2 separate regions of the Homo sapiens genome follow, and region 2 is linked to region 1. Evidence: read pairs that join two places in POLR2A ChIA-PET (ENCODE). Cell type or tissue: PC-9. All regions are shown on one strand.

Region 1 (2,500 bases):
CTGCCTCAACCCACCCAGCCTGGAGCTTCCCCTATCTCCACAGTCCCCCAGCGTCACGCCCTTTTTAGGGACACGGGGAGCTGGCACAGCAGGTGTTCTGGTTGGGGGTTTGCACACACTCCCCTGTCCTCAGGAGTTATCCAGGGTGGCTCTACTCCACCCAGCAGGGGAGAATGGAGAGAGGAGGAGCCCTAGGCACTGGGGGCACGCGGGGCAGGCAGTGGGCACCTGCTACACATGTGGCACCAGCCTCTTCTGCAAACCAGGACAAAAAAGAGCCCTGGGGTTCCCAGGCCCTGAGCTCCCGCCGTCACTCCCCTGCCCCGTCCAATGGGATAGGGCAGGCCTCAGCCCAGCTGCCTCAGGCTCTGCACAAGCAGGAGCCGGCTTGCCATGGGGGCTTATGTTCTGGAAGGTGTCCTCGGGGTGGTGCTGGGCCATGCTGGCTTCACCCTCCCAAGAGCTGGCAGCCACCAGGTGGGTGCTGCCCAGTTTCTGGTCCACATCGGTGGTCGCCCCAGCCAGGTCAGGGACGGCCAGGTCCATTCTCACCATGTGTCTTCGTGCTCATTATCTTCTTGGAACCACATGATGCTGTGTGGCAGGCAGGAGGAGGAAGCTGAGACCAGAGCCATGGTGTGCACTACCCATGGTCACTGAGTCAGACATCCAGGGATTCACGTTCGGGTCCTTCCAGCTGGTGCAGGGCAGGGGACTTCCTCCCACCAGCCTGTGGCCTCGGACTTGGACGTGTGTGGAAGGCAGCAGCACACGCTGGTCACGTGTGCAGCGGGTGCCCACTGCCTGCTCTGCGTGCCCCCAGTGCCCCGGGCTTCTCCACTCTCCGTCCTCCCCTGCTGGGTGGAGTACAGCCATAACCAGACAGCAAATGCCCCGAGGGCTGTGCCAGGGTGATGTCATGCCTGGGGACGGGGAGGGCCTCTCGGAAGCCCTGGCCTCCTGGTCCTGGCACCCAAGCCCAGGCCTGGGGCTCCCAGCCAGCTGGAGGCAGGGAGGCATTGCATCAGTGCAGGGGAGGAGGAAGGCCCAGCCTGGCCCCAGGCCATGGGTATGGGAGATGGCCGGGCTCGTGAGGGCCTCTCCTCTGGGCTGTGTGACACACACCCTCAGCAGGAGACCCCTGTGGCCTCTGAGCCCACCCCTGCCTGGGCCCAGCGCGTGCCGTGATGGCCAGCCACCTCAACGCCACCTTTACGGGCATCCTAGCGGCGTCCTCAGCTGGGTCAGCCCCTAATTAGCATGAGGAGGAATGTGGGCGTAGGTGCAGGCTGTAAATGTGTGGCAGTACCCCCTCCCCCCACCGCGGGCAGAGCAGGTGCTCCGCCAGAGGCTTGCCGGCTGGGCTCAGGCTCGGGTCTGGGCTGGGTGTGACTGATCCTCAGCAGTAGATGGGGTGCCCTAGGCGGACAGGGCACCCTAGGCGGACAGGGAGCCCTAGGTGTTCTCTCAACCCACTTGACGGCCCTCCTCCTACAGGGGGCTTCGCCACCTTCTCCTCCTGCTTCCCCGGCCTCTGCGAGGGCAAGCCTGCTGCCCTGCTACCCATGAGCCTCTCCCAGCCCTGCCTGCCTGTGCCCAGCGTGGGCCTGACCCGCATCCTGCCTCACCTCTACCTGGGCTCGCAGAAGGACGTCCTAAACAAGGTGTGTGTGCAGTGGAGTTCGGGGGGTGGTCAATGGGAAAGGGGCAGGAGCTCCAGAAGCAGCTTGGCAGCGGAGCGGGGGATGAGGGAGGAAAGGAGCTGAAGGCAGTGGATGAGCTGGGTGTGGGAGAAGCATGGGTGGGGGCCCAGGAGGACCCCAGGCTCCCCACCCATGCCCCTGGAAGGACCACAGCAGGGCTTGCGGGAGGGCCCGGCAGGGCTCGGGGGAGGAGCGGGGAGCTGGCATGCCAAGCTGCGGATGTCACTGGGCCTCTGGCCAGCTCTGAAAGAATCCCATGTTTTAAAAATGGTGACGAGGGAAAAGGGTAAAAGCCACCACCCAGGCAATCATAAAATTCCTAGGAGCCCACCACCAGCCGTGGGTGGGGCCTGCAGTCGGAGGCCAGCCGTGCCCCACCCCCCGCACGGGCCCAGGGTGCCAGGGTGGACCAGAGAGGCCTCCTGGGCCCTCCCCTGGATACACTGGGATCTGGGACAAATTCCAAGGCTCCCAGGATTCTAAAGGCCCTCCTGACGGCAGGGCAGGAAAAGCCTCCACCTTCACTCCCGCCCCGAGCTTCTCCCACCCCTTTCCAACCCGCCCTCCCGCCCCTCCAGGATCTGATGACGCAAAATGGAATAAGCTACGTCCTCAACGCCAGCAACTCCTGCCCCAAGCCTGACTTCATCTGCGAGAGCCGCTTCATGCGGGTCCCCATCAACGACAACTACTGTGAAAAACTGCTGCCCTGGCTGGACAAGTCCATCGAGTTCATCGGTGAGTCTGCGGTGGGCGGAGGGCAGGGACCTGGCTAGAGGAAGGCTAGAGCTGTGTGT
Region 2 (2,500 bases), 760 kb after region 1:
GACAGCGGGAGATTGAATGGGGAGCCGCCGGCCAGACTCGGAGCCTCACCCCCATTGCCTTTCTTGGGGGTAGGAGGAGCCTGGCGGCTTCTTGGGTGGAGGATTTTACCCCTGCAGATTCGGAAGCAGCGGTATCTTCCTGTGGGGTGGTCTCTGCTCTCCTGCTGTCTCCCTGGCTTGCCTGTGGCCTCAGTTCACCTGACTATGAAGGGGGGACAGTGACGGCTCACAGCCCGGGGCCCGGCTGGGGCTGCAGGGTTTCTATAGCAACATCAGTGCAGGGGGAGGGCCCTGGCCAGCTGTCTCATAAACCAGGGGTGGGAACTGCCGAGTGAGGGCAGAGAAAGGCGGGGTTGGCGTTCAGAGGGAACCCCTGCCGGTTCTTCCCCAGGCAGAGCCCCTCACTGTCATCATTCTCCACCCAGAAGCTCCTCTCCGCTGCACTGGGTGACGTGCGGGCCCAGGCCTGCCTCTCCGCCCTGGGATCTCTGGGCCTGCTTCTCTTCTTGGGACGAATGGCCGCTCCCCACCTCGGTCGGCCTGACTTCCAGGATTGCCCCTATCATGCAGGTGTCCTCATCCCAGACTGGAGATAGGCTCCCAGGAGGAAGGGGGTTGCTCAGTCCCTGGAGGGCCAGGGTACACCCCTGGGAGGGACTAGAGTGGAGATGAAGGGCCCAGCGCAGCCCGGAGAGCTGTGGCCAGTCTGCACCCGAAGAGTGGGGCGGCAGGGGTGGGGGGGGCTAGGAGGGATCAGGTAGAAGTTCAGAGGTCAGCTTGTCACCACCACTGGCTGAGGCAGGGAAAGGCAGGTCTGACGGTGAAGCCCTGAGTGGGACGGGTGGTGGGGCAGAGGGCTCTGGGCATGCCAGCTCGTGTGCCCTCTGGACCTGCCAGGTGAGCAGGGCCTGTGGGTGGCAACAGTGGCCTCTGGCACCCAGCTAGCTCTTCCCTGTGGACAGCAGGCCTTTTTTGTGGCCCAGCATGAGGCTTCCCTGACATGCATCTGCCCCTAGCAGACACACATCCCACAGACACGAGTGGGTGTTAGCCCATCTCTGCTCCACAGCACCGGATTCCCTGTCCAGGTACATACAGGGTACCCTGGCCCGGAGAAAGCCTCATTCTCAGAGTACCAGCCCTAGACAGATCCAGGCCAGGAAATGCTATAGGGTTCAACCCACAGGCAGCAGACAGGAACACATGTGTGCTGGGGGTGTGGTGGCCACGCGCTGAGGTCCCTGTCGGTGGGTGGCCTCGCTGTGCCAGGTCAGCCTGAGTCAGACCCACCCCTGCTCATCTCTCCTCTCAAGGCTGCCGGAAGCCTCTGCTTGCCCAAAGTGAAAGAGAAAGTGCCCCCCCACCCAAGCCCGCCCCACCCCGCCCCACGGCCAATCCCTGCGGCCCCTCGCCTCCTCCCCCGGCAGCTTCCCCTTCTGTGTGAGTGCTGGGCTGGAGTGTGGAAGAGCCATCCAGAGTGAGTGCCTGGGGCAGAGTGAGAGCAGGACCAGCGGGCAGGTGGCGGAGCGGGGGTCGGTGGTGGATGGCCCAGCCCTGGAAAGCCGAGGTGAAGGTTACGAGTCCCTGAGGATCTGTGGGTGTGAGCCAGCCGCGTGGCCCTGGGCAACGGCGCTGCCGGTGGGTGAAACAGCTGGCCTCTGGGGGGCCCAGGGAGGGGGGAAAGGCCCCCGAAGCTGGGATTTTATGGCCATGACCCTATGGGAGGCCCCTGAGGCTGGCTGTGGCTCCCCAGCCTTGCTGCTTAGTGGGAGAGGCCTGTCCTCTCCTCCTCTGTAGTGGATGGGGGTGCCAGCCACAGGGGGCCTCAGAAGGCCAGCCATCCCCCACCCCCAAGGCTTCCAGGGGTCCCATCACTGGCTTCTGTGTGTCCATGAGTGAAACTCCTGGGAGGGGTGGAGGGGAGGAAGGGGCGGGCAAGGGGCTGGCTGTGGGGGGTGTGGGCATCGTGGGGAGGAGCTCTGCAGGCCCTAGGTGGAGCTGCCATGGGAGGAGAGCTATACCTGGGATAGCTGAGCCCAGGTCGGGGGGTCTTAGGGCGCCCGGGACCCCAGCCCCTAGCTCGAAGGGGGCAGGTGCCGGCTGCTGCTCTCTCTGTGCTGAAGGATGTGGGGGATGGTCACCACAGCTGTCCAGGTCGAGGTGCTCCGGTAGGCACCCTGGCCCCGGCCCCTGGCACTGCCCCCAGAGGTGCCTGGCCCTTTAAAAGCCGGAGCTGGCTGGGGTGCACGTGAGCCCCGAGCGTGAGCGGCGTGTGAGGCTGGCTGGGAAGACGCTGGCGGTGGGGAGGGGGGGACTGAAAGGAAGCCAGGTGGTCCCAGGGGTGAGCATGGGACTGGGTGGCAGGTGCCTCCCGCTGCTGCACCCTCAGGACGCAGTGACGGCTTCAGTCTGGGGTGGTGGGTGAGGGGCTGCGTGAGAGAGGGAGGCTGGGGGAGGATTACTCTTCGGGTGGCCCCACCCTCACTCATTCCCATTCCCT

Evidence for each region. ChIA-PET counts read pairs that join two places held together with the same protein. Peaks named below come from ENCODE experiments on the same cell type or tissue, not always from the same donor. Only the 100,000 strongest peaks of a DNase experiment are listed, where the experiment ranks them.
Region 2: POLR2A ChIA-PET joins it to region 1 with 7 read pairs; 1 of 35 experiments calls an interaction of 5 or more read pairs at or near these places.

The regions. Positions count from the first base shown.
Region 1 is chr11:1,558,053-1,560,552 of GRCh38, reverse strand. It overlaps DUSP8 (dual specificity phosphatase 8), which reads left to right. Exons shown (of 7, transcript NM_004420.3): 4 at 1,498-1,664; 5 at 2,282-2,441. Among named protein-coding and RNA genes, the nearest start is that of DUSP8, 13 kb to the left of the region's middle. RefSeq lists enhancers at 401-1,196, 1,995-2,500. In PC-9, no CTCF peak of the experiment used is centred here; DNase peaks (open chromatin) are centred at 942, 1,282 and 1,962; H3K4me3 peaks cover 1,502 bases; H3K27ac peaks cover 937 bases.
Region 2 is chr11:795,181-797,680 of GRCh38, reverse strand. The region is part of intron 1 of SLC25A22 (solute carrier family 25 member 22); the gene reads left to right. PANO1 (proapoptotic nucleolar protein 1) reads right to left here and starts at 55. Exons shown (of 1, transcript XM_034751809.2): 1 at 1-55. The coding sequence starts at 55. RefSeq lists enhancers at 46-215, 356-415, 486-555, 1,116-1,255, 861-1,379 and 1 more and silencers at 1,376-1,445, 1,926-2,005, 2,256-2,315. In PC-9, no CTCF peak of the experiment used is centred here; a DNase peak (open chromatin) is centred at 1,310; H3K4me3 peaks cover 2,215 bases.